2 separate regions of the Mus musculus genome follow, and region 2 is linked to region 1. A link is a loop called in an ENCODE intact Hi-C map of the cell type or tissue named here. Cell type or tissue: heart. All regions are shown on one strand. Links, peaks and the distances in the headings refer to the core of each region. The heading gives the core; the rest is flanking DNA.

What was found. Hi-C counts contacts between places; a loop is a spot of excess contacts. Peaks named below come from ENCODE experiments on the same cell type or tissue, not always from the same donor. Only the 100,000 strongest peaks of a DNase experiment are listed, where the experiment ranks them.
Region 2: a loop joins it to region 1, with 2.1 times the contacts of the local background. A loop is called at or near these places in 2 of 42 quality-filtered maps.

Annotation. Positions count from the first base shown.
Region 1 is chr4:57,873,924-57,888,927 of GRCm38, reverse strand. It overlaps Pakap (paralemmin A kinase anchor protein), which reads right to left. Exons shown (of 11, transcript NM_001384150.1): 9 at 5,726-5,904; 10 at 2,601-2,639. Gm26138 (a small nuclear RNA gene) reads left to right here and starts at 11,433; the gene lies at 11,433-11,539. In heart, for the core only: no CTCF peak of the experiment used is centred there; DNase peaks (open chromatin) are centred at 4,667 and 8,717; H3K27ac peaks cover 545 bases.
Region 2 is chr4:57,716,880-57,731,883 of GRCm38, reverse strand. The region is part of intron 6 of Pakap (paralemmin A kinase anchor protein); the gene reads right to left. Gm35099 (a long non-coding RNA gene) reads left to right here. Exons shown (of 4, transcript XR_003955209.1): 4 at 793-1,803. Among named protein-coding and RNA genes, the nearest start is that of Gm35099, 31 kb to the left of the region's middle. In heart, for the core only: a CTCF peak has its summit at 8,027 (motif pointing left); no DNase peak of the experiment used is centred there.

The DNA.
Region 1 (15,004 bases), core at 3,757-11,756:
GCTATAAAGTATAGTTATTTTGCTGATAATGAGCCATGTTCAAAATACATATGATGCTGGAGGTTGGCACAACCCATGTGGAGAACAATTTGCAAGAGCTGGGAAATAAATTAAGTATGCCCAGCTGTAGGCACAGGAACCGCTTCATGGATACCTGGGGAAATGTGTGGCAGTGCTCATTGGTGCTTGCCTAGCGTGCAAGAGGACCTGAGTACAATCTCCAACACCATAAAGCAAAGGGACAAGCAAACCCCCAAAAGAAACGTCCACCAGAAACAACTCGCTCTCCATCTCCAATACAGGAAAGTGACCAAAGAAAGATTTTATTCATTCAACAGAACGCTGCTTAGCAATTCTAACAAATACACTATAGAATGCATCTACAAACAGTAAAACAGGAGCTGGAGAGGTGGCTCAGTGGTTCAGAGAACTGGCTGCTTTGCAGAGGACCCAGGTTCAATTCCCAATACCCACATGGCAGCTTACAGGCACTTGTAACTCCAGTTCTAGGCCAACGCCTTCTTCTGGCCTCCAAGGGCACTACATGTACATGGTGCACAGACATACAAGCAGCCCAAATATCACACACATAAAATAAAAAATAAAATAAAATTTAAAATAAATAAATATAAGCAATACATAAAGAGGATACTACCATGTGACTTACAGTTTATAAAAATTTTAAAACATGCAAAAAACCCAGTTTTTCCACATATATATGTGTGTGTATATATATGTATATATATGGAGTACTATACATATATAATATGTATTCATATAAAAACATGCACAAACACAAATGCCACTGCATTAATTGAGACCCCCCCTCAGAGGAGATAAAGAGTGACACACAGAGGAGTGGGAACTGGGAGAAGTGACAAGAGGGCTTGAATTGGATCTGCCACATTCAATTCTCGGAGAAACATCCCTTGAATGCTATGGAATTACAGGAATGGGGCAGTGAGAGGGGCAGATGCTGCCATCCTAAGGCAGGGGAACCTGCAGGCTGGGCTCCATGCCTTCAGGAGCGCGTGTGCCTGCTGCCTTCTCAACTCTGCTATAGTGCCTGATGCAGGCCTGATTCTCCATAAACTATGAACTGTGTAGATGAACAGTTTTCTGTACAATTCTGTACACTTGAAACAGTTCTTCTGAAATACAAATTCAGTACAGCAGAAATAAAAATATAAAGTGTTGTGCTTTCTTACAGAAAAAAACAACGTTGAAAAAAAGAAAAAAACTTTTTTTTTTTTCCAGAGCTGAGGACCAAACCCAGGGCCTTACGCTTGCTAAGCAAGTGTTCTACCACTGAGCTAAATCCCCAACCCCAGAAAAAAAAAAAAAAAAACTTTTTTAAGAAAAGGAATAAAAATAGAACTAAAACTATCTAGACAGTGCTTGCCCGACATTTCCCTGGATTCAGTCCTAGGCACACATGTGTATGTGTATATGTGTATACATGTATGTGTGTATATATGTATGTGTGTCTATATGTATGTGTGCATGCATTTATGTGTGTAGACATACAATACTTTACATGTTTAATTTGGTGTTGGGGAAAGACGAGGTTTCTCTGTGCAGCTCTGGTTGTCTAAGAACTCACTATGTAGACCAGGCTGACCTTGAACTCACAGGGATCCTCCTGCCTGTGTCTTTTAAGCACTGGGATTATAATCATGTGACACCATGCTTGGCTTTACATTTAAAAAAAATTTTTTTTCAAATATATATGTATATGCCCTGGATCCAATCCATGTGTGTGGGTGTGTGAGAGTACCTATCTACCTAGGTACTCCTACCGAGGCCAGAAGAGGCCATCAGAACCTTTGGAGCTAATGTTACAGGTGATTGTGACACACCAGATGTTTTTGGTGCCAGGAATCAAACTCCCCTAGTCCTTGGCAGGAACATGAAGAATTTTTAACTGCGGAGCCATCTCTCCAGCCACACAAGTATTGCATTCTCAGAGCACATATATTTGTGAAATCTATGTTAATGGAACTTGTATGGGGAAAGAGGAGGTTTGGGGAAAGACCGCTGCTTAGCTGAGCTTCCAGAACAGAAATACAGGTCCTAAGACTGGAGGGAGGGAGGAGGGAAGAGGGACTGGGATGGTTTGCCTTTGAAATAAGTTGTCCTCAGTCCATAGTGCAGAGCTCTCTGGGAATTGTGGTAAGGTTAATAAAGGACTAGTCAAAAATCACAAGATTGGCCTGTACGGGTGGCACTGCTTGCTAACCAGACTAGAACTCATTTGCTACCTGTGCCTGAAGAAACTACAAGAATCCACACAGTCTGTCAATAGTTGCCCTCAAGTTCAACATCTTCCAGACCCTTGGGTGACCAAGGTCTTCTCCAACCCCACGTCCCAGCACAGCACAGCACAGCACAGCACAGCACAGCACAGCGGTGTTCATTATCATCTGGACACCAATATTTAAGTCAGTTCCCCAATTCAGAAAGGTCAGGCAGAAAACACACATGGAGAGGAGGCTTTTTCTTGACATTCTTATTGAACACAGCATGAGACAGCAAACCACAACCGCGTGCACCAAGATCAAGCATGCATCAGGACGCAGACAGACAAGTTTGAAAAGTACCTCGGAAGTCACCTTGCAAGACAGTAACTTAGAGGTGTACTGGCAGAGAGGGAAAAGACCAGGGTTAGTACACGGCAGAGGCACACTCACAGACTCCCCCGCCCCCAGCGGCTGGGCTCTGGCACCATGCCAGAAGTGAGTAAGAGGGAAGAGGCTTGGGGGGAGGGGGAGGATCATTATACAACCTCTCAAGTATTGATTCATCTGATATTTGTTTATTTAAACGCCTGTATCTCTTGAGGCAAGTAGATACTCTAATACTCATTAATAAAAATATCAGATAAGCCGAGGTTTGTTAATTCAAGGTCTTGTTTGCATTTTTCTGTTGAATTAACAGGATTTCGTCTTCCCCATTGTCTAACCAGCTGCCCACCAGCGAGGACCTAGATGGCCATTCTGGATTTGATGGATTCTATAACCAAATGTCCTTTTCTTTTCCTGAGGGTTTCTCTGAACCTTAAACAGTCCTGTACCCCATTGCATTATTACAGTAAGACCCCAAGAGTAGAATGAAGAGGGGGGACATGAAGGGAAAGGGAGGGAGGGAATGGGGAAGGAGGAAGGGAGGAAGGGCCAGGTTTTCGGGGTAGTTTCTCTAAAACAAACCTAAGGATGGCACTGTCAGTGAAAGAGGAACCTGTGGGTCTAGATGAGATTCCAAGCTTGGGACGGTCCTTGGATAATCTTTTGGGATTATTATTTAGGACTAGTGTGGGTACCTAGGAAATGGAGTGTTCTGTTAGTTCCTAGAGACACTCACCAGAGATAACACAGGACAAGGTAGCTGGTCCAGGTGGGTGAAGATCAGTAAAGAGGACAGAGAGCAGTTTGCCCAAGTTCTAAGCAGGGAGGCAGGGGAACCTTTTGAAAAGTGAGTTTTTGTTCTGTTCTTTTGTCACTGAGTCATTTGACAAATGAAGGTGACAGCATGAACCACGTGAGGCACTTAAGGAGGCAGAAATCCAAGAGGCCATGTGTCACCCTAAAAACATGTGTTTGAATGGCTCAGGAGGACAGAATTATATGGCCCTAAAGACAATCACCTCTAGCTTTTAGGGACAGGAAGGCCAACTCCATAACCTCTACCAAGCCACCCATCCTTTCCAGAAACCGGGAAAATGGAGACAGGGCTAGGGACCAACTTGGGGAAATGAAGCTTGCTTTTCTCTATACAGAGGCGTAGAAAGGTGCCCTACATTGAAAGGGCTGAGAGACAGGCTAGCAGGTGACTTGGAAATCAATTCAGGCTGACACCCATATAATTTTTCAAGAAGCAATTTGAGTATGTGTTTTTGAGATTTGAGTCTTCATTAAAAGGCACAAGTAGGGATATGGGGATTGGAATTTGTCCTATCCCTAAAACTTTTCAACAATTGACAGATTTTGTTCTAGGGTGATTCGAGGAAAAAAGCTCAAAACACCCAGCCCTCAAATAAAAATAAAAATAAATTGATTCACTCGTAGGTTTCTGCCTTAGCCAACATGTTCCTTTACTTGGGTGAGATAGAGACAGGAAGCCATTAGCAATTGGAGAAAACTGGGCCCCATTGGCACCTGATGTGGGTTCCTGAGTATCAGAGTTTACCAGAAAGGGGTGCGGGTGGGGGGTCTAGTGTTCTGCCTGTGACATAAGTACCTCTTTCCACTATGTCCCAGGCAGACCCTGACCATGTTATCTTCCTACTTCCCATTTCCAATGTCTGGGGTTACAGGCCTGTGCACCAGGCCTGGGGATCACTTTCCTCCACTTAACATCAGCACTCCAGTGCAAAAAAAAGCACACACAATCAACACAGAATGCACTGAGAAAGCGTTTACGTGGGTCATGACTGAATGGCCCAGGGCTCTTCAGCTCATGGTCAGCAAAGCTGCTGCTGTACACTGTTGAATCAGGTGGAGGGAAGAAACCATATGCTTCTAAGACTGCACTTCAGTCGGCAACTAAAAACACCTAAAGAAGGACTCTACACCCAAAGGGGCTGCTAACATGGTTGAGTAGACAGTAAGCTGCTGGCACCTGTCCAGTGAAATGCGGTAGAACTGTCTGCAGCTGCTACCTAAGCCAGGGCTCCATCCACAGAGGAGCCTCTTGGCCTCACAGCAGAGATATTCCTTCGTGATTAAGAAGAGGGGTGTGTGTGTGTGTGTGTGTGTGTGTGTGTGTGTGTGTGTGTGTATCTCTTCTTTATCCCTCTAGCTGAAAAGGGGCCTTCAGCATCTGGCATTCATCCCGGAAACTCTCTAACTTGGGATTATCCAGCCAGGAGATGAAAGTCATTGAGTTGGCAGGGACTTCCTACTGTGAACCTCAGAGCATTCAAGTTGAGGGTAACTGCATAGCTCATCCAAACTTGGAAGAGTGAAAGGGGATGTTGTTCATAAACACACAGGTCAACAGGTAGACACTAGGTGGTTTATCAATCCAAGCTACTTGTGACCTCAGTATAATGGAGGAGGGGGGGGTTTCCGGGGGTGGGAGGAGTACTTTGGTGAAAGATATAAGATTGAGACTCTAGGGTGTTTATACATAACCTGGGGCTGCCCCTCCTAGGCTTGTGGGGAACCCTTCAGAAAGACCTCTTAAATCTCTTACTGGACAAGGAAACCACAGTGCAGATGACTTCCTTTCATAGGGCACACATCCAACATGTACAGAGTTGGGAAGGTTGAAGGGAGAGGGGTAGTTGTGTGGTTTTTAGCAGTCATTTAAAATGTCTCTTTCCTGTCCAACTACACACACAAAGAACCCCAAACAGACCTAGTCTCTTGAGCAGTGTGCGACATATACGAGGATAGATCACAATGCAGCTTTTGAAGCCTGAGAGCACATCCAGAGAGACTGCATCCTTCTTCGATGTATTGCCCAGGCACATCATCTTCCTCCACCCCACCATCTCATGGACCAGCCTCGCCCACCACCTCAAGCTTGGCTTAGCCACCAAACAACCAGCTCTTGATGATAGATACTTAGTCCCCGAGGCACATTAAACCACTCATTTGAAAATAGGTTTCAGAATCATGAGGCAAGCAAGAGAAGCAGATAAATTGCACACACATCCAAGATACAGGCATGCCACACTCAAGGTCACCTTCAGAAAAGAGAAAGGAAAGGAGGAAAAACTTACACTACTATCATCCATTCTCTCGCGCCTTTTAGATTTGTGGGTCTCATAGTCTTCCATGAGGGTCTGCATCAGGTTCTTGGGCCGCTGGGTTCCGGCAGCCTCTTCAGGGGCTAAGTCAGGCTGTAAGCTGGGACCTTCAGTTGTGGGGGATGGAGGAGGTTTGACTTTCTCTATTTTCCCTGAAACAACACGAAGAGAACACCCTTTCTAAGCTCATCTGCTCAGCAGGCACTGCTTGTAGAAGGAAGAAAAAAAAAAAACTGTCTCTCGGGCACTCGCACACACTTGCAAACTCAAGAGCAGAGCGGAGTCATGGTTAAGTCAAAGGGTTTCATTAAGAGAACGAAGTGCAAACCTGTTCAACACACACCACAGTGACACCAGAGCTAAAGTTCACTCAAATGGGAATGGCAGGCACTTTGCAACATGTCAGGCAGGCAGGCAGAAAGACAGACAGACAGACAGACATTAGCTCCAAGATTGTGGAGACGAATTCTCTCAGATAGTATCATAAAGCTGTCAGAGGTTGTAGCACTGTAGAAACCAACTTCTCACAGGTAAGGAAGCTGAGAATCTACAAAGGCCACTTGAGCCAAAGTTTGTCCCCAGCACTCCCAGCATCCTTTGCCCCCTGCATCAGGGGTAATCAATTACTAGTTGACCTGCCCTGGTATAGAGAAGTCTTTGAATGAGAATAAGACTCCAGCTTCTCAGGAGACACCAGGCTTAATTAGCTAACTTCTTTCATTTATCTTACCTGCTAGAGTCCCAAAGACCTTTTGCTAAGGTCCTAGACTTTCTGGAATGAGTGACAATAGAGGTGGAAAGGTAAGATTGAGCTCTTGAGATCGCCCCTCAAGAGTTGCCAGGTGGGGAGATTTGAGCAATGGTGTGGGGCCTCTAGGCATACTCAGCATCCTTCGAACATATGCCAGGCAGATAGACACTGGTTCCAAATATACAGGGACACGTGTTCATTCACAGATCACAACAGTAGGCTGTCAAGAGGAGTTGGCACCTTGGAGATTCATGTTTCTTAAGACAGTATCTCACGATGTGAAGGATGGCCTTGAACTCACATAGCCCAGACTGACTTCAAAACTCACTTCTGCTTCTTCCTCCCAGGCGCTAGGGTTACAAGCTCAGCCACGATGCCTGCTTTATGCCTTGCTGGTGACTGAATCCAAGCAAGCGCTCTACCAACAGAGCCCTTAGCTCCTAGAGACCCACTTCTCACAGGTGGTAAATCCCCAGCCTTCACTTCTAGATCATCAAGGCATGCGTGGGTGGATTTTAGTGCTACAGAGACTCAATTGCATCTCTGAGATGGAGCAATAGTGAACAGTTTTCTTATACATCTTTAATCCTAGCACTTGGGAGTCAGCGACAGAGGTAGACAGATTTCTGTGAGTTCCAGGACAGCCAGATCTACACAGAGAGAGCAGAGTTGAAGAGGAGGTGGGAAGTTTGAAATAGTCTTCTGTAGCCTATGCTGGCCTTGAACTCAGTATGTAGCTAAAGATAATCTTGAGCTTATACTCTCCTTGAATGCTGGAAATATAGGCATATGCCACTATATCTAACTTTAGGTTGTACTGGGGACCAAACTCTGGGCCTCATGTATGCCAGGCAAGCCTCTACCAACTGGGCCACAACCCCAGACTCACAATGGTCTTTTAAATGAAACTTTGAGAAACAGTACATGAGAGTGGTAAGCATGCATGCTCTAGATCTCGAGTCTAGAGCCAGTATGCTGGAGTTTGAACCCACTACTTACCAGCCATCAGTCAAATAGCTCTGGGCCAGTTCCTTACTCTTAATATTACATAGTTGCTATAAAGACTAAGTTAACACTGGTAAAGGTTAATATCCAGAACAGAAAGCATCCAATGACTGTAGCTGCTATTTGACCGGAATCTGAAGAAATAATACAACCGTGGGGTGAGACTGTGTAATCCCTTGGGCATTCTACATACGATCTGTGCAAGTCTGGAAAGCCAGAAACGTTGTTTCACACACTGTCAGGTTGGTGACTGTTGCTGGCCACCCTCTCAAATGTCCAGACCATCTCCCATCAACCCTTCTTCCAACAGTAAATGTCTAGGAAGCAGAGTAAACTGTCTACACTTAGCTTCTGGTTTTCACACTGATGTCTTTGCCAAATAAGACTTTATTTTAAGGTCTGTGAAAGCCGTTTTCTTACTATACTGTTTATCATCTCTGGATACTGAAGTGACTGTCATCTGTAAACTGTAAAAAATCACAGGAAGACACAGATCATTCCAATCGTCTATAAATCCTTTTCACTCATTTCAGTGAGGAACCTGTCACAGTGGGGTTTCTATCTGTCCTGACTCCTGGATCCCAGCAGAATAAGGGACAAGGTAAGAGTCAGTATGTACTTAATAAGCCAATATGTTTATTATAGAATGCATACAACCACTTTAGAAAACACTGGGATCAACACTCCCCCACCACCAGAGAATCCCAGGAAAGAGGTCCCCTCCCAACACTTGGAAGTCAGAGGCAGGAGCATCATCATGAGTTCAAAGCAGCCTGTGCTACACAATAAATTCCATACCAGCCTGGATTACAGAGTGATTCTGTAGTCAAACGCAAGTGAAAAAACACAAACATACACAAACAAACTCTGGGATTCAGACTGCAGGACTCAATGCTCTGGAATGATCCTAAGGTTGTTCTTACGGCAAGTCCTTCACGACCCTCATGACATTTAATTCTTACATGCATGATGGCTAGACAGAGTGGATAATTATGGCTCGGATCATGAAAGCCCAATGCTGATTCCAGCCAGCATCACATCTGAGAACAATAGTCAGAGTTAGTTCGGAATTTTGGCCAATTCCAATATGATGGAATGAGAAAGTTCCCATAGAGAAGCAAGTAGGCCATTAGAAAAAGACAATGCCTGCCTAACAGAAGAAAACCTATGGAAAACCTAGAACAGAAAGTAATGCCAGCGACGGCCAGTAGAGGTCGCAGAAAGCAAGGCTGTCTTAGCTGGGCTGGAGGAGGAGCCTCCAAAGAGGTGATTGGTGGCAGAAGAGACTTTGGATATTCAACCCCAAGGAAGGAAGGTCGCAGGCCTCAGAGACAAAGGAGAAACTGGTTCTGTTCTACAAACTTGCTAACTTGGTCAGCTCTCTATCCTGGGCCTTAAGACCACCAAGCATCCTCCCTACAGTATGGTACAAGTCATGTCTTAGAACTCCATGCCCCATCTTAGGAATCACACAAGTCACTGGAAAGCTGAAGAATGGGAACTGTTCCACACCTGACTCCTTCCTCAGGGTCCTGAGTTCAGAGTCAAAGACTTCTCATAGGATTATGGGAAACGTGTGGTATTTCCCCAACACAGCAGTTCATGGGGTCATTATAAGAATGAAATGTGGCTGGGCGTGGTGGCGCACACCTTTAATCCCAGCACTTGGGAGGCAGAGGCAGGTGGATCTCTGAGTTCGGGGCCAGCCTGGTCTACAAAGTGAGTTCCAGGACAGCCAAGGCTACACAGAGAAACCCTGTCTCAAAAAAACAAAAACAAAAACAAAAAGAATGAAATGCATATGTCTGAATAGTGAGTCACATCAATCTATGTCCTCACGAGGGCCCTACAAGTTCTATGACCTAGGGGACGTGTATTAGAAGAATCTGCAAACTGTGGAGTATCCTGGGTGTTGTGTGCATCTCATGGCTCCCGTATCCTTAGCTTTCATCCCAGGTTGGCCCATCAAACTTTGCTCTTCTTGAATTTGTCTCTTCACTGGGTGAATGATCAAGTACCTGAAAATGGCCTCCCTATTCAGTGATTAGCATCCTGCTATCCAGACGCGCCCTGGACTGGAGAGAGGGCCATCTCACAGAACGCCTGCATCCCTGGGAAGCAAGAGCAGACCATGCCAGGCAGAGCTCAGGGTGGGCTTCTGTTGGTTTAGGCTGAAGACTGGGGTTGACACATATAAAGTATGGAACAGGTACCGTGTAACATTATGCAACTGTCACAAAGAAACCAACAGGACAAAAATCAGCCTGCATTTCCCAGTAGACAAAAGGAAACATCTTCAACTTATTTCATAAACATAGTCCTGTCTAAAATAATGGAGTAAATTTGAGCCTCACATTTTGGGGGTAATTGAGGGCAGGCAGCCCCACACGGCTAGGGTGATCTCTATTACCCTGGCTATATGAAATAATCTTCAGTGCTACAAACAAATCAATAGCATTACATAAACAAACTTGTCAAACAATAGGTTTTTTAGAAAGGTGTGTGAGGGCCAGCAAGGTGGCTCAGAGCATAAAAGTATTTGCTGCCAAACCCAATGGCCTCAGTTCAATGTCTGGGACCTATATAGTGTAAGGGGATAACTGACTCCTGCAAATTGCTCTCTGACCTCTACATGTGCATCAAGGCATGTGCACACTCACACCCACCTATACACCCACACACAATAAATATGTGTATGTGTGGTAGTTTGAACAAGAATTGCTCACATAAGCTCACATATTTGGATCCTTACTCACCAAGGAGTGGTACTATTTGAAGGAATTAGAAAGATTAAGAGGTATGTCCTTGTTGGAGGAAGTGTATCACTGGGGGTGGGCTTTGAGGTTTCAAAGGCCCATGCCAAGCCCAGAATGTCTCTCTCAGTCTCTCAGTTTCTCTGACTCTCTCTCTCTCTCTCTCTCTCTCTCACTGTCTCTCTGTCTATGTCTCTCTGTCTTTGTCTCTCTCTGTCTCTCTGTCTCTCTCTGTCTCTCTCTGTCTCTCTCTGTCTCTCTCTCTCTGCCTGTGAATCAGGATGTAGCTCTTAGCTACTGCTCTAGCATCTATCTGCAGGCAGGCATGCTTCCTGCCATTATGATAATGGATTACACTTCTGAAACTGTTTTAAATGTTTTCTTTATAGGAGTTGTTTTGATCATGTCTTCATGAGGACTCGCATATGCACCAACTAGTAGTTAAGTGACACTCAGAAGTGATCAGGAAGCTACAGTGGGGAACCGGGTTAGGTGAGAAAATGTCCGTGTTTTAAAGCGACACATCTTAAATGTTCCTTGGGAGATTTGCTTTGAGGGGAAGAAAGGGACAGATGAAGCATTCTAAAACTCACCCAGCTGTTGAACCAGGACTTAAGACCGGGAAGCTGGGAGCTCACTGTAGCAAAATTACTTTTTTTTTTGAAAGATTTATTTATTATTATAAATAAGTGCACTATTGCTGTCTTCACACACACCAGAAGAGGGTGTCAGATCTCATTACAGGTGGTTGTAGCCATGATGTGGTTGCTGGGATTTGAACTCAGGACCTTCAGAAGAGCAGTCAGTGCTCTTACCCACTGAGCCATCTTGCTAGCCCACAACATTACTTTTTATGTCTGTGATGGTCCCTAACAAATAAGATGTACCAAAATGTGAAGAAGAAAAAAGAAAGAAAGAAACCCTTTACTTTTGTGTGTGCGTGCATGTGTGACTACATGGGTGTGGAACGATTTTACCAGCTGAGTCATCTTGCTGGCCCTATGCTTATTTTTTAAGAAATAAATTTAGCTATATTATTAATTTAAAATTTTTATCTTTACTTTTTCACACAGAGACTTTTTAAAATTAAAATTTTCCTTTTTATTATAACTTGTTCATGGTTTTTGATTACTGTTCTTTTGTTTGTTTTTGGTAAAAATAAAATGTTTTGGTGCTCGCTTCGGCAGCACATATACTAAAATTGGAACGATACAGAGAAGATTAGCATGGCCCCTGTGCAAGGATGACACGCAAATTCGTGAAGCATTCCATATTTTTACAGACTGGCTACACAAACAGGACCCAACATTCTGCTGCTTACAGGAAACCCATCTCAGGGAAAAAGACAGACACTACCTCAGAGTGAAAGGCTGGAAAACAATTTTCCAAGCAAATGGACTGAAGAAACAAGCTGGAGTAGCCATTTTAATATCGGATAAAATCGACTTCCAACCCAAAGTTATCAAAAAAGACAAGGAGGGACACTTCATACTCATCAAAGGTAAAATCCTCCAAGAGGAACTCTCAATTCTGAATATCTACACACCAAATGCAAGGGCAGCCACATTCATTAGAGACACTTTAGTAAAGCTCAAAGCATACATTGCACCTCACACAATAATAGTGGGAGACTTCAACACACCACTTTCTTCAAAGGACAGATCGTGGAAACAGAAACTAAACAGGGACACAGTGAAACTAACAGAAGTTATGAAACAAATGGACCTGACAGATATCTACAGAACATTTTATCCTAAAACAAAAGGATATACCTTCTTCTCAGCACCTCACGGGACCTTCTCCAAAATTGACCATATAATTGGTCACAAAACAGGCCTCAATAGATACAAAAATATAGAAATTGTCCCATGTATCCTATCAGACCACCATGGCCTAAGACTGATCTTCAATAACAACATAAATAATGGAAAGCCAACATTCACGTGGAAACTGAATAACACTCTTCTCAATGATACCTTGGTCAAGGAAGGAATAAAGAAAGAAATTAAAGACTTTTTAGAGTTTAATGAAAATGAAGCCACAACGTACCCAAACCTATGGGACACAATGAAAGCATTTCTAAGAGGGAAACTCAGCTCTGAGTGCCTCCAAGAAGAAACAGGAGACAGCACATACTAGCAGCTTGACAACACATCTAAAAGCCCTAGAAAAAAAGGAAGCAAATTCACCCAAGAGGAGTAGACAGCAGGAAATAATCAAACTCAGGGGTGAAATCAACCAAGTGGAAACAAGAAGAACTATTCAAAGAATTAACCAAATGAGGAGTTGGTTCTTTGAGAAAATCAACAAGATAGATAAACCCTTAGCTAGACTCACTAAAGGGCACAGGGACAAAATCCTAATTAACAAAATCAGAAATGAAAAGGGAGACATAACAACAGATCCTGAAGAAATCCAAAACACCATCAGATCCTTCTACAAAAGGCTACACTCAACAAAACTGGAAAACCTGGACGAAATGGACAAATTTCTGGACAGATACCAGGTACCAAAGTTGAATCAGGATCAAGTTGATCATCTAAACAGTCCCATATCACCTAAAGAAATAGAAGCAGTTATTAATAGTCTCCCAACCAAAAAAAGCCCAGGACCAGATGGGTTTAGTGCAGAGTTCTATCAGACCTTCAAAGAAGATCTAATTCCAGTTCTGCACAAACTACTTCACAAAATAGAAGTAGAAGGTACTCTACCCAACTCATTTTATGAAGCCACTATTACTCTGATACCTAAACCACAGAAAGACCCAACAAAGATAGAGAACTTCAGACCAATTTCTCTTATGAATATCGATGCAAAAATCCTCAATAAAATTCTCGCTAACCGAATCCAAGAACACATTAAAGCAATCATCCATCCTGACCAAGTAGGTTTTATTCCAGGGATGCAGGGATGGTTTTTAATATACGAAAATCCATCAATGTAATCCATTATATAAACAAACTCAAAGACAAAAACCACATGATCATCTCATTAGATGCAGAAAAAGCATTTGACAAGATCCAACACCCATTCATGATAAAAGTTTTGGAAAGATCAGGAATTCAAGGCCCATACCTAAACATGATAAAAGCAATCTACAGCAAACCAGTAGCCAACATCAAAGTAAATGGAGAGAAGCTGGAAGCAATCCCACTAAAATCAGGGACTAGACAAGGCTGCCCACTCTCTCCCTACCTTTTCAACATAGTACTTGAAGTATTAGCCAGAGCAATTCGACAACAAAAGGAGATCAAGGGGATACAAATTGGAAAAGAGGAAGTCAAAATATCACTTTTTGCAGATGATATGATAGTATATATAAGTGACCCTAAAAATTCTACCAGAGAACTCCTAAACCTGATAAACAGCTTCGGTGAAGTAGCTGGATATAAAATAAACTCAAACAAGTCAATGGCCTTTCTCTATACAAAGAATAAACAGGCTGAGAAAGAAATTAGGGAAACAACACCCTTCTCAATAGTCACAAATAATATAAAATATCTTGGCGTGACTCTAACTAAGGAAGTGAAAGATCTGTATGATAAAAACTTCAAATCTCTGAAGAAAGAAATTAAGGAAGATCTCAGAAGATGGAAAGATCTCCCATGCTCATGGATTGGCAGGATCAACATTGTAAAAATGGCTATCTTGCCAAAAGCAATCTACAGATTCAATGCAATCCCCATCAAAATTCCAACTCAATTCTTCAACGAATTGGAAGGAGCAATTTGCAAATTTGTCTGGAATAACAAAAAACCTAGGATAGCACAAAGTCTTCTCAAGGATAAAAGAACTTCTGGCGGAATCACCATGCCAGACCTAAAGCTTTACTACAGAGCAATTGTGATAAAAACTGCATGGTACTGGTATAGAGACAGACAAGTAGACCAATGGAATAGAATTGAAGACCCAGAAATGAACCCACACACCTATGGTCACTTGATCTTCGACAAGGGAGCTAAAACCATCCAGTGGAAGAAAGACAGCATTTTCAACAATTGGTGCTGGCACAACTGGTTGTTATCGTGTAGAAGAATGCGAATCGATCCATACTTATCTCCTTGTACTAAGGTCAAATCTAAGTGGATCAAGGAACTTCACATAAAACCAGAGACACTGAAACTTATAGAGGAGAAAGTGGGGAAAAGCCTTGAAGATATGGGCACAGGGGAAAAATTCCTGAACAGAACAGCAATGGCTTGTGCTGTAAGATCGAGAATTGACAAATGGGACCTAATGAAACTCCAAAGTTTCTGCAAGGCAAAAGACACCGTCAATAAGACAAAAAGACCACCAACAGATTGGGAAAGGATCTTTACCTATCCTAAATCAGATAGGGGACTAATATCCAACATATATAAAGAACTCAAGAAGGTGGACTTCAGAAAATCAAATAACCCCATTAAAAAATGGGGCTCAGAACTGAACAAAGAATTCTCACCTGAGGAATACCGAATGGCAGAGAAGCACCTGAAAAAATGTTCAACATCCTTAATCATCAGGGAAATGCAAATCAAAACAACCCTGAGATTCCACCTCACACCAGTCAGAATGCCTAAGATCAAAAATTCAGGTGACAGCAGATGCTGGCGTGGATGTGGAGAAAAAGGAACACTCCTCCATTGTTGGTGGGAGTGCAGGCTTGTACAACCACTCTGGAAATCAGTCTGGCGGTTCCTCAGAAAACTGGACATAGTACTACCGGAGGATCCAGCAATACCTCTCCTGGGCATATATCCAGAA
Region 2 (15,004 bases), core at 3,198-11,197, 160 kb after region 1:
AAACATGTGAAGGAAGGGTTAATGTGTTGTCTGCTTCCACTAAGACGCCCAGCCCTGGTTGCTATATCTCCTTAGACCTTTGGACTCAGGCTGGGACTTAACATCTTCAGCTCCCCTAGTTTCTGGCTATTAAGTTGGGATTGAATTAGATCACTGACTTCCCTGAAGTCAGTCTTGAAGACAGTGGGTCATGGCCTTCCTAATCAAGTGTGAGACAGTCTCCTCACATGCACTCCTCCATATTCATCCTATTTTTTAATTTGGGGGGTGGGGGTGGGTCTAGACACTGAGTAACATGCACAACTATGCAGGTGTATGTGTGTGTACGTATATACATATATACTTGGCTTTGCAAAATGATCTAAAATGTAGGTGGACCGCAACCAAGCTGAGAGGAGCGTCACCTCTTACAAAACCATTTCTCTACAGATGTGGGATCTGGCCAGAGACTCAGCTGTGGGACACGTGTCTTACTTTCTAAGTGGCTTATTTCTCAGCCCACAAGCCACCTCTTTTGATGAGCAACGGCTGACTATGTCATCACTTTTCCTGTAGAGTCAGGCTAATGTCGAGCCCCATGCTTTGGTACTGGAGCCCTATGACTAAAATAAGTGTTGTTTATTATTATTACAGTCGCTTTGCCAACCACACCAGGAGAATTTCTTCCCTTCTTTTTTATCACCCTGACATTAAAAAGGACAGGGATCAAGGCTTATTCTGTCAGTTTTAAGCCATCTGTGTCACCGTGCTGATTCAAAAGCAGACTAAATCTGGTTTCTCTTTCTCTCTTAGGTTGACGTGGAGGCTGCTGGGTCTTTGGTGTTGTGATGTGCACGGTTTTGACTGTGTATAAGGCAGAGCTAGAGCCCAGGAGGGACGCTGCAGGACCTTGGATCAAACATCACAGTAGGAAGCACACAGGAGGGAGGAAGGTCCTGACATACAGGCCTGGTTTGACAAGTCTTGTAGACAGAAGGCTGGGCACATGCCCACAGACACTGACTTCCTGTGAGTGCCCTTTAGAACTCTAGATGGGGAACTGTTCTCAGCACTGGCTCCTCCAGGCAGGACCTTGACAAGAGCTTCATGCTACAGTGTTTTGGCTGTCAGTGTCTATGCCGTCACCAGGGTTAGGACCACAGAGTGTTGGGTCTGCTCTTGCTCTGCCCTGCACCCAATTTGTGCTTCACATTTCTGGTTTTATTTTATGCTCAGAGGTTTAGGAAGAATATCTAGTTGCACATCACCATGTTTCCAGCACCAGGCACACAGTAACTGCTTTATAAATGTTTGTTCAATGACAACATCTCTGTACAATGAGTCCTCGAGAAGCTGCAGGCAAGCCCAAAGCTAGTTAAATGCCACCAAATCCAGCTTCAAGCCAGACACTTGAGCCAATTACTGGCTACATTTTGGGCATGTTAGATAGTCATGCCAACTCTCAATTGTCTATACTCTAATGCAGAGATATGTCATAGGGTTATTAGAAGATTAATATTAGACACTACTCATGACAGCTTTGTGGCACTGCGCTGTCCTTCTCATTGTTTTCTGCATCCCTCATGAGATAATTATATATGCTCATTCCATGCCAAGAAACTTTCAGAGTTACTTCATGGGAAGGGTGGATTGCCCTATCGCTCCCACGCCAGGCCCAAGGGAACATAAACAACAGGTGGCATAGCCAAGTGTGAATTGTGTGAGTCACGTGTGGCTCTGCCGGTGCCTTTTACTCCTCTATCAGTGACCATGCACCACACATGTGGGTGCCTTTCCCATCCTGAGTCCTAGGATGAAGCTACATAGAACGGATCCATAACTACACCTATAGAAATATAAAATAGGAACAAGCTAGGTATGGTGAGCCATACCTATAATCCCAGAACTTGGGAGAGGGAGGCTATCTTTGGCTGCATAGCAAGTTCAAGGTAAGCCTTGGCTACATAAAAATCAAAGAGCCAGTAAAATAGAAATAATGAAAGAACTATGAGCAATGACACCCCACTGCTGGGCTACACATTACAGCCCCAGAGCCGAGAGAGAAAGCTGACTGATACAAAGGGCATGCCACCACATAGGGGTTGAATAAACTCTTCAGGATGCATGGGCAATCCTGAAGCCTCTCTCACGCCAACCGCTCCCATACTTCTGCTTCTGCAGTGTGACATTCAGTCGCTTCGATCATCGCAGCAAACTCGGGCTGCATTTGATGGTGTAAAAGGGGAGCAGAATTGCGACTTCAAATATTTTTGTTTATTTACATGTGTGTGTGTGCACATGCTATGCACTGCAAGGGTGTGCAGGTCAGAGGGCAACCTTCAGGAGTATATTTCTCTCCTTCCACTACCTGGGTCCCAGGGATCAAACTCAGGTCCTCCTATTTGGTAGCAAGCGCCTTTACCCATCAGCTATCTCGCTACCCCTGGGAATTGTTTTTGACGGGAGGCAAAGCTGAATCCTTCTAGCACTTAGAGTTCAGGAACTCCACCCAACATGCCTTTCCTGGATTGTTCATTCCAGCCGATAGTCTACATTTACTGAATCCTACTGTCTGTGTTTACAGAGCTATTACCAAAGAGCAGTGTGCCATGTGTCCTGTCCTTACCACTGCAGGAGGACAGCAAAGCACACAGGTGCTATGGCTTTCCCTTCACCACACGCACACACCTGGTGGAAGGGGTAAGGAAGGGGGTGGCATTGCTCTTCTAAAATAGGTGAAGTTGCCGGGCTTTGGGAAGGGACAAGCTCCCCACAGGCCACAGCTCACACAGCTGGCAGTGACACTGGACTGGAAGCAGAGGTCCTAGCCTTTGGAACAGTGACCTTTTCTCCATGTTAGGGTGCCTCCATGCTCATTCATGGCCACATTCCCTTCTGCTTATTCTAGACTGAGTGATATTCGGCCTCTGCTGGCATAAACCCTGAGACCAAGGTCTGTTCTTCACACATCACACATCACATTGCCCAAGGACTGCCCTAGACTAAGGAGTGAGAAGAGGCAGTGGGCACTTGGAAACCTGGCACAGCCTTATTTTTCTTCACCAATGAGTACCCAGTGAACATTTTTGTTTGTTTGCATGTGAGGCCATGCAATAAGCAAGCACGGGTGGTGGTCATGAGCTTTCTCATGGGGCAGCTTCCTTGTCCTAAAGCAAGTTACCTTTAGCCAAAGGACAGACCTGTGGACAGTGAGCTGGACAGATGACAAGGTTTTTCTTATGGGAATAGAAAAGAGAGAGTTCGTGGATGTGAAGGAGATATGAACTCTGGCAAGGGTGAGAGCAGGCTGTGGCAGCCCTGGCCCAGAGGGATGAGTAATTTTTCTGTAGGCAGGCACGGTGGAGAACATTTTAGAGGAACAGGACGTTCAGGACAGGGAGATGGTCCAGGCTGGAGCAGGGATTATGCAGTGAGTCATACACCGGGAAGCCTGGGTTGAAACCCAAATTTACAGCAGGTAAATCCCAGCCTAACATGATCTTGTTTTGTCCTTATAATCTAGACACACACACACACACACGATTTGCTTTGATACAGGGTATCATGTAGCCCAGGCTGGTCTCAACTCATTATGTAGCAGAAGATGACCTTAAACTCCCAATGTTCCTATCTTCAGAGTGCTGGGATTATAAGCCCACACACTTCTATAATAAATATTATCTTAATCCAGCACTTGGGGGAGGCTGAGTTCTCCACCAGCCTGGGCACTGTGAGATCTTTTCTCAAAGCAGTAATAACAGCAACAATAAACTCTTCAGGTCAGGCTTAGCTCTGCCCAGCAAAGCTGAGATCAGGGAGGAAGTTCAAATCTTTCTAGGATGCGTGTGGAGCTTAGAGACAACATCCCCAAGCAGCCCGAGGCTTGGAAAACAGTTTCCCATGGATGAGTAGGACATTAGTCCAGGCAGCAAGGGGGATCTCCCTTCTTTGCAAAGAAGAGTTAAGAATAAACCTGAAACAAGCATAGCTAAGGAGACAAAACAAAAGTTTGAAATCCAAGTGCAGACAATGAAACAGAGCCATTCACGGCTTAAGTTACTTAAGAAGCATCATCTAAGGTCCACAATGGTTCTGGACACTTAGGGCAAGATCATCAAATAAAAATCCCTGCCCTTCTGAAGTTTTGCTTTGTTTGTCTTTGTTTTGAGCTATATATAGCTCCGGCTGGCCTGGAACTTTCTGTATAGCCCAGGCTGGCCTGGAGCTTATTGCAAGCCTCCTGACTCAGCCCTCCAGAGAGCTGGAATTGCAGGCTTGTGCCTCCACATCTGGTTATTGGAACTTCCTGTTTAAGGGGACTCTCAGAATCAATTCGTGTTTTCTGTTTGCCTAAGGCGTTGAGTCTATGTGAGTAGACACTTGCTAATTCAGACAGACTCTACACATACCCAGACTTCAGTTTTGAAGAGCCTGTGAAGGCCAGGACCATGGCATTGCAGAGGACCACTGGAGGTAGGCCCTCAGGAAAAGCATGGCACCTTCCTCTGCGAACCCTGGGTCGGAGGGAATCTCAAAACAAAACAAAACAAAAACAAAAACAAAAACAACCACTGAGACCAAACTGTTTGCAAGACTAGAAAACTTGGTGTTTCTTGTTCGTGGTGTATGGACTAAAATGAATACCTGTTACCCTCTGTGGCTAATATTTAGGAGTCAGGGTGATGGAGAAAGGCAGTGGAAGGCAGGACAGAGTAGACTGTAGTCCCTGTCCCAGAGGCAAAACAACAGACATGAGTGGATTCCTTTGGCCTAGACCACCAGGTGTGGGGGTGTAGAGTCTTTGCTCCTTTAGTATGGAATATTCCTGGCTTGACAGCCTTCCTCATTTCTAGTCATCAGCTGGAGTGTCTCATCTTAAGTAAGGCCTTCTCAAGGGGAGCCTGAACGTGCCCTTGTGAATATACATGTGCACACATGTGTTCGGTCTCACAGGCTGCCGATAGAGTAAGAGATGAGATCAACCTCAGTGATAGGAGGATTTCTGGTGGGTAGATAAAAGCCAGCATTCCTCAGGAACTTGTGAAGCCAGTTCCCCTATCTCTGGCTAAAGCCACCTATGGCCACCTATGGTGCCCATCAGCATATCAAAGCTGGCCTCTACTCCTTCAATACTATATGTGCCTGTTATACATTTCAAAGTTCATGATAGCATCCTAGACCTTTCCTCTTCCCAGCTCCTCCTCCTCCTTATAAACAGGACCCCTCCTCCCTTGCTATTCTCTTGCACTCTCTGTATGCTCCGATAGTCCGTCCCTGTCACTATGTTCTAGTCTCTATCTCTCACTATCCTGCTGTCTTCACCATTCCCTCCCACTCTCTCCCTTCCCTAGCCCTGGCCATGTCCAGTCTGTTTCTCTCTCTCTCTGTCTCTCTTTCTGTCTCTGTCTCTGTCTCTGTCTCTCTCTCTGCTCTGGCATTTTCCTCCGGATATTTTCTTCCTATCTTATTCACAATAAAACTTTACCCCAAGAGTGGAGTAACCACTCAGCAGTTTCTTTCCTGCACCCCTTCATATACAACACGCATCCGTGCATATCTGTCTATGCACAATTATGCTGTGTTTGTGCATGCTCACGGTGTCGAGGGTGTGCAGGGAAGAACTGTCAGGCCAGAGGTCCTTGCATTTGACAGCACTGTGGTGGCTTTCTGTCACTGTCTTCTCTGAGCTTACACGTCCCTGCTGATGCCATGCTCCACAGAACTGAAACCACAGCATGAGCTAAGACACACCATGAAAAGCAGAGGACTGTGTCATGCCACTGAAAGAGGTCCTGAGATAGACAATTGATGGCTAGCTGGCTTGCGCTATACCTGACAAGTCAGCCTTTCTGGTTCCCAGCAGACTACTGGGAATAAAGAAGCCAAGGAAAGGGCTTCTTGGTCAGCCCTGAGAATCACATGAGACTCCCGAGGGCTCCCTCCCTAATTTCTTTGTGCTGATTGTGGGGTTGGGAGCCAGTTATGACTGGTAGATGCTGGAGTAGGTGAAAGGTGGATATCTTTACACCCCATGAAAGGTGCAATCAGACCTCTCAACTAGCCAGAAGAGTGGGGACTTTTGTCTTGGGGAATTCCTGCCTCCCTCCTTGCTGCTGCTGTGGTTTGGAGTCCCCAGGGAAAGCCCCTGAGAGTTGTGGTTGCTTCAGGTTAGGCTGTAACCAGGAAAAGAGAGAGCTGCACCCAAGGAGACAATGCAGCACACGATGGCCACTATCAATTTTCATTTTCTCTTCAACTCCTGGTTTTAGTTTCTCTTTACTGCAAGTTGAGAGGTTTTCCCTGGCTATTAGGCCTCCCATAGCTGCTGATCCTGCAAGGGACTGAGGCTGCAGGACAGGACAGGCCCTGACTGCTCTGGTGTCTTCCAAACAAGTCCAAAGCCAAGGCTTTGTGGATTCTGGGGGCTGAGTCTACTTATCATCATCCTGTTCCCTGGGAGAAGTGCCCAACAGGTGAGTTCTGGGGAGGTATGCAGAGTCCCAGATTTCTTCATCAGACTCCAGATTCTCAGACCTAAAACCTTTATTACCCATCAGTCTCTCATCCATCCATCCATCCACCCACCCACACAACAAATATTTATTGGGTCCATTTTGTGTACCAAGCACTGTGCTGGGCACAGAGCTTCCTGAAGAGAAAGAGGTCCCCCCAAGACCGCCACCCTCCCCCCCGTAGTTGAAAAGTCCATCTCATCTAGTAGGGACCATCAGATATTCATACAGCCTATTGAAGCAAAGATCCACTTGGCTTCTGTGACATCTCAAGCCACATACTTAAATATAAGTCTAGTAGAGGAGTCCACAGCTTTTTGTCCCTGTTACAGCTTTCTCAAGCTCCTTTTAAGGGGCTCAAAGAGTCTTCTACTTTTTTTTTTTACACTTCTTTCTTCAGTAAAGCATCCAGATGCTTTACCCTTGCCCCTGGGTAGCCCTGAGGACGGCGTCATAGCATGAAGAAGAGACAGAAAGATTCGGTGAGAGGCTAGATAAGGCTTCAAGCTTGGCTTTCTCCCTGGAAAGCTTCTCCTGGAACCCAGCTGTTGAGCCACAAATAGCCCCCTTGCCACAGGAGGATGCTGTGGGTGGAGTAGGTAGGTAAGTGTCGTAACTGACAGCCCCATCTGAGGTTCCACGGGACAGCCAGACCTGAGAGTAGTGAAACCTTTACAGTGTTATACACTCAGCTGAGAATATATCTTGGGAGAAATCCCGAGCATTAGCTGTATAGAGACTGTGAGTGATGTCAGAACAGCCATGCTGGCAAGCAGGAGCAGTCCTCAGCACCCACAGGGCATTCCCAGGACCCCTGAGGGTACCGAATTCACTGAGGCTCAAATCCCTCCTATACATAGCATGGAGTTTGCATATAACCTCCACACATCCTCCTGTATACTTTATACAGTGCAATCACTATGACATGCTACGTGCATCACTTTCATGCTATGCGTATAGTGGTTAGTCTTTAGGGAGTGATGAGCAAAAGTCATTGGTCCATACTCAGAACAGATGCATTTCCTCCCAGGTATTTTCAGTCCAACTTGGGTGATTGTATCCACAGCTGAGGAGCTCACAAGCACAGAGAGCAGATTGCAACTGTGTGTGCTTTAAGTCACCATGTGTGGGCAATTTGCACTATAGCCCAGGATAACAGATAACAGCACTAGGTCCCAGTGCCTTTGCTGCTTGAGCATGGGCCAATGGCCAAGCAGTCTTAGGCCTCCTGGAAGGCTGTGAGAGCTACAGACTTTCAACCTACCTGGGGCCAGCCCACCCAGATCCTGCGTTTGAACAAGAATCCCAAAGACTTCCCGTGGTGATCCAAGTTTGGGAATATATACTGCCCCCCAACTAGGTATCTTATTTTCTCTCTCTCTCTCTCTCTCTCTCTCTCTCTCTCTCTCTCTCTCTCTCTCTCTCAATTCAGGGCTGGAGAAACAGCCCAGATGTTAAGAAAACTGCATTCTCTTCCATTCTCAGCCCCACAAGGCAGCTCAACTTCTGTTCAGGAGAACTGACTCCCTCTTCTGGCCTGCGAAGGCATGTACACGGTGCACAGATGCACTTGCAGTCAAGGTATATATATCTATACACACACACACACACACACACACATACACACACACACATACATACATACATACATACATACATATGTGTATGGATATGTATGGATATGTATATATACACACATACATATACACATATATAATAAATAAACACATAAATAAAATTTAAAAAATAAAAATAATACAAACACACAAAATAAGGTAATGCAAATCAGCATACCAGCCTTGCTCCCCACCCCCAGATTTAACAGATTGAAAACAGCAAGCATAGCTTCTGGGTTGAACATTGTCTTAATTTCTCTTCCTGTTGCTATGACAAAATTCTCCCACAAAAGCAATTTAAGGGAGAGAGATCTGCTCCACTATGGAGGGGAAGCCAGTGCGGTCAGAGCTAGAAGATCTGGTCCTACGACATCCACAGCCAAGCAGTGGGGGCAATACACGATCATGTTCTGGTGGCTGCCTCCATTTATACCACCAAGAATCCTCTGCTCAGGGAATGGTCTTGCCCATAGTCAACATCATTCCTGCCACATCAGTTATTGTCATCCCCCACATACATGACCCGAGAGGCCCATTTCTCAGGCAACTCTAGATTCAGTCAGGCTTGGCAATTGATATTAACATTCACAGACACTATGCTAAGTTCTTTTCAAATAAAACTCATTTAACCTCCCTGGCAGCCTAAAGAGAGAAGCTATCATACCATATATTAAGAACGAGCAAACTGAGGACGGACAGCTGCATTCCCCACACAAATTCTTGCAAGTTCACAAGCAACAGTGGCGGTATCTCTGTGAGGGACCCATCTCCAGGCTAAGGCTGTCCTGCATCCAGTCTGGACAATATTCCACCGTGTGGACATAGCATGCTTTGTTATGCTATCTGTTGATGAATAAGAGAGGGTTGTTTTGTTTTTTTTTTTTTGTCATCTTTTGACTATTTGGAAGAATACTGCAATGAACAATATACAAGTAATCTACTCAAATTCCTCCTTATAATCATATTGTTATTGTTATTGCTGTGGTTGTTGTTGCATTGTTTTTGTTGTTTTGAGAGACATCTCCTGTAGTCCAGCCAGCATTCAACAAATGCCTGCCCCCTGGACATGTGGGTCTCACCTGGTTAGATTTAATTTTTCAAGAGAAGATAAAAATATGGGAATGGATGGTTGCAAAGGAAAACCAAACCGAACCAAGACCCTCTGTAGGTCTACTCAGTATGTCCCAGGTCTGCCCTTGAACTTGCAGGTTGTCACTCATTCCCAGAGGAATGATCTGATCATCCATAGCCTGGCCTCCAGCCACTTCCTCAGTCCCTTCAGAGTCCTTGGGTCCACCCCCAGCAGACTACTGAAGATAGTCCAAGCTCAGGCTGCAGTCCCTCCTCCCGTCTGGAAGGTTGTCCCATGAATGCGCCACCACACTTTACATAAAATACTCTTCACAGAAGTCAGGCAATGCAGGTACTGTTTCCATATTACAGATGAGAAACAGGCTTGCTGAGCTGAAATCAATCACCCGAGGGCGCCCGACCGGCTAATGCTCTGCTTTGGACTTCATTCCCAAAGCCTAAGCCCACACCTTCCCTTTACTGGGAGAGCAGAAAGGACTGAACCTGGAATATTTCTGCCTAGCCCACACATTTCTAGGTGCTGTTTCCAGTACCAGATACCAGGCATACCAGGCAGACTTACCTTAATAAGCTTAATAAATTAATATCACAATACATAATATAATATATAGTCAATAATTCAGGCTGCCCCACACACCAATTAAACCAGGAATGTTGGGATAGGGCCCTCATTATTATTGATTTTTAAAAAAAGTTTATACTTTCTGCTACGTCAAAAGCAAGAAGAAAAAAAATCCCAAAACAGATTTCTAGGGCATGGTGCTTCCTGGGAGAATTCTCCAACTCTTTAAAGTGATCACCCTCTAGATGATGGTCCTGAGAGCTGAGGGCCACTGTAGTGGATTTGGAGGCAGGGCCTTTAAGATGTGATTGGTTAGGAGGTGAAGGTGGATCAAGTCTTTTCTCAAAGAAGTGCGTTCTTGCTCCCCAGGGACTGTATTTGTTGGGGAGCGAGTGGGCTGTTATCCAGGAAGAGGATGGCCATCTCATTTGTCTCTCTGGGTGTACCTGCTTGTCCTTTTGACTCCTGTCATATTATGACAGCATTAGTTCTGGCAGCCATGGAATTTCCAGCTTCCGGACTGTAAACTAAATACGTTTCTGTTCTTTGCAAAGTATCCAGTCTTGAGTATTTTGTTATAGCCACAGAAAGTAAACTAAGATAGGAGAGGCTGGGTCTCAGGTGGAAAATGGACTCATTTGTTAGAGATAGTAAAGGACAGAGGGGAAGGGAGGGGAGGGGAGGGGAGGAGAGGGGAGGGGAGGAGAGGGGAGGGGAGGGGAGGGGAGGGGAGGGGAAGAGAGGGGAGGGGAGGGGGGAGAGGTCAGAGACAACCAAGTAAGAAGTGCTGCCTTTTCCACTCAGCTTCCCCTTTTCTTGTGATCAGCCAGGTGGCAGTTCACACTCTCTTCATGAGTTCTCTGAGCTTGCCCCAGGGAGAAGACACCCAGAAGAAGGTGAACATTTTTTACTTTGGAACCATGGACCCCAGAGAGGCCCCACAGGCATGCTTTCTGCCCCATCCCCACTTCCTCTACTCTCTGAAAGCTTACATCTGGCCATCCGTTTGATTTAAGTAACACAGCAGGAGTCAATCAACTTGGATTCTGTGGGTAAAAAAAGTGCTTATGCCCGAGATGGCTCTGTGGCTGAACAGATGTTACTGTTATTTGCTTCAGCAGTCCAGATCTTGCTGGAGCATCTGAGCGCGCTGCTGACGAGCTCAACTTATTTGTTAAGAAAGAACCAGCATGACTGACAGGCGCCTGGCTCAGCAGGCAGAACATGAAATCACTCTAAGCTGTGCTACGACCTCAGCTGTCTCTGCTCTTCCTGCCGCTTTGAGCAAGTTATTTGGTATTTCTCACTCTGATCTTTGAAATGAGGAATTTGGCCTTTACTTTTTAAAAGTCTAAGCAGGCAAGAAGTGTCCCATTAGGTTTTAGGCAGGTGGCTGGCATTATGGAACACTGACACACATGCCAAGGGGACAGTGGACGTCTTGACTCTCTTTTGTCTGATGATGGTAGAGACAGAGCAATAATTATGACCATATTTTCTACTGTATTTCCCTCCTTTTTCTTTTTAACACAACATCTGCTCTCAGGTGACTTCATTTACTACAGTCATCTGGAAATTACCAATGTTCGTTTAAATTTATTTTGAGTTCCTTTTATGGCATGTGAACTATTTAAGATAGTGTACTAAAATTAACCCTTGAGTAAGTTTATATGGACTGAACTATAAAACAATACCACACATGCGCTGGCATGTGCACAAGGTAAAAATAATTGACATGATACACCAAAGTGCCAAATTTTGGGGGGAGGTTGGGGGACACTAAGTAGAGGTGTATCTGCTCTTGGAGATGGACATTAGCATTTCAGGGAAAGCAAAATATCTAGTTCCCTTGTGTGACATTAGCTCTTTACATATAGACAGTTCATATTGACTGCAGAATGGTCCTCACCCTGAGGACATCCTCTACCTGACTGACCAAAGGACCCTGCTCTGAAAAGAATAGTTCAGCTGCTGAAGAAATGTTTCCGCAGGTAAAGGTGCCTGCTGCCAAGCCTAAGGACCCAAGTTCAATCCCCAAGACCCAAGTGGGAGAAGGAGAGAACTGACTGTGTACCCATCCCCGCCCCAAATAAATAAATAAATGAACATAATAAAACATCCACAAAGTGTACACATCTGTGCCCCGTGTTTTCAGTACCCCATGAGGCGGTCATGAAAAGGAAAATTGGAAATACTATCATCACTTTTACATTTGAGTAGCCTTTGGTTAAAACTGAAACAAACCCTGGACTGGGTCATGTTTTGATGGCAAGCCAATCAACGCTTCACCAATTCTCCAGGCTGCCAGTCTTTGATGCTGATTCTTACTGTCAGTAAGACAAAGACATGAGCATTAAGAAATATCACTGCCTTGCAAGAAACACAATAAAGGAGTACAAAGTAAAAGCAGGGGAGCAGTTACATTTAAACTCCAATGCAGGTGAACTTTGCAACCCGACTTCTAAGGAGTAGGTAAGACTAACTTGATGTTATCCTGTTTCTCTTTAGGTAAGGAAGTGTTGCAGAGACACCTCCCAGCCTACAGAGGGCACTGTTATTACTGACCATTTCCTTGAGTGTTCAAAGGTCCAACTAACTGGTGCCATTTTGTCTTGTCTTGAAAGAATGGCCCTGTTTTCCCAATCTTTTTGCATCCAATTTCATAACAATCCTTACACCAGTTCTATGGCAGAGAGCCTTCTGTTGTAAGAAGTAGAGGACTGGATGTGGCATTTGTCACCTAGAATTCCCAATCAGTGCTATGTGGGGAGGGTACTTATAATACCTTAACAGCAGTGATGTCAGCCCCACAGGGCTCACTCTCCCAAGGGGAATGCCTCGTTAACCTCTGAAGGTCCCCTGCTACAGTTACACTTCACCTGGATTGCCCTTGATAGTGGGAACCCCCCCCCCCCCCACACACACACACAGAATAGAAAGGCTGAGTTGTGCTATTTGGAATTGCTATGGTCAACATTACTTATCGACAAAAATGACAATTTCAGGCAATTCACACATTACAAAAGCAGTCCTAGACTTGAGGAAGAGCTAAGTAGCTTCCTCTTGGGGCTAATCCTGAAACAGTTTATATTCTTTATGTTAGGGAGGAGCAGGGCCTCTGCTGGGGGATGGGACAGACACTTGTCACAAGCAAATTAATATCTATCATTAGCTCCTGCCTTGCCCGTGCTCTACATGAGTCTAAGTCCCCTCTTTGCAATCGTGGGTGGGGGTTAGCTCTCAGCTTTTCATACAGCTTTCTATTTTTTGGAATGATCTAGAGTCATGGCTCATGAATTATAATGCATGGTCATGGTTGTGGTCTAAGCCAACATGTTCTATGTTATAATATTCTTATTATCGAGGAAATAATGTACAAAAGCCTTGCTACCTACAGTATGGCCTGGATCAGACAAAACACGAGTCTCTAAACACTTGGGCTAAATATGTAGATACATAGGAACCAGGCATTGCTGCACCGCTAGCACATTTGACAGGGACAAGATGCCTTTGTATTTCCTCCACTTCGTATTGCCTGAAATTCTTATCAGTTCCCATCTGGCAATTGGAAAATCTATAAGACACCATATATATTTTCATCTTCCATTACCTTCCAAGCATAAAGACATCTCCCCAAATCTACCTTGAGACCCAAACAAATACACACTCCAACTAATTTAATATCTACTCTGTCCTCCAAGAACATGATTCTCTGTGACACATCCACAGGTGGTATCATATTATTCTTTATTAATTCTTTCATGCCAGAAATAATTTTTTATTGAATACCTATTATGTAACACAGGTCCTGTCCTAGGCCACAAGATGACAAACTACAAGTCAACAGGCCAGACTGGGCCTAAATGTGCTTTGTCAGTCATCTTATTAAAATCCAGCCACCCTCTTGTTTGTAAGTTGTGGAGAGCTGAGATGAGTAATTATGACAAGACTATTTGGTTCACATAACCAAAAAGTATTTTCTATCCAGTGACATATAGAGCGAGCAAGTTCACCTGTCCCGTCCTGGGTAAGGTCAATACAGCGGTGAACAAGAGAGACAACAACCTCTGTAGTGAGCTACTGAATGAAAACTGTTAATATAAGGGGAGCCCAGAGTTTACTCATCACTGCCTGAGCCGCTGCTGAGACTTGCAAGAAAAAGAGAAAATAAAACCCACAAGACAGGTGTGGAAAGAGATCTGCAAAAAGAAAGCCAGAGAGAAGAATGCTGAGAGATTTAATCGGTTAGTATGGAAACCCACTAGGACAGGCAGGGACCAACGGACACCCAATCCTGTGAGCCACATAATCCATGGATCAGGATCACCTGGAACACTCTTTAGATTGATGATTGATGGTCTCACCTGGGATTCTGTGTTCCATAGCGGGGACTGAGCTGTTCTATCGTTCATAGGCGCACCCAGCTGATTTCTGGACCGATGCATAGTGTGGGGGAGATTGGAGTCCTGTTAGGTTCAGGGAGTAGCTAGGGGGCACCTCCAACATGGTCAGGAGTTCACTTAGAGCGAGTGAGAAGCGGAAGGAATCAGGGCACAGACACATAGCAGTAGGTGCAGTGAGAAGGCAGTTTATTGTCTATTAACACTGGTACAGAGGAAAAGAGAAGCTACGCGCACAGCATCAGATGTCGCTGGCTGGCAGGGATTTTTTTTTTCTTTTTCTTTTTCTTTTTTTTTGAAATTGGTTTTTGTTTTGTTTTCATCTGAAGGAAACAGAACAGTCAAAGTACACTTCAGGTTACAAAGTACAGCAGCTAGCCCCAGTAAGTCTAATTCAGAGTAAGCACAACAGGCTCCCAGCCCCCCCCCCCCCCCTGACCAACCACGAATGGGTGTATATACAGAGGTGCCGCTCACCCCGAGTGAGCTGTAAAGCTGAAAATCCTACCAACAGCCTACATTCAACTGAAAAGCTGCATCAGACACAACATTTTCTGGAACCCTTGTTAAGATTTTTTTTTTTTTTTTTTTTTTTTGTCTCTCCTAAGACAGGAGTTTGAAAGGAAGAAAGAATATTCCAGAACCCTGCAAAAGACAAAACATTTCTTCCTGCTTGTCCCAATAGCATATCATGGAATTCAGTGGAGCTACACGCAGAACGGCTCAGATCAGACAGTGCCTGGTGACTTCTGACCTCTTTATATAGAGACCTGTCACTGCAAGCCCAGTGATGTTGTCCTGCCCACCCAATTGGGAAGCCAGGAGGTTTCCTTGGTAACAAGA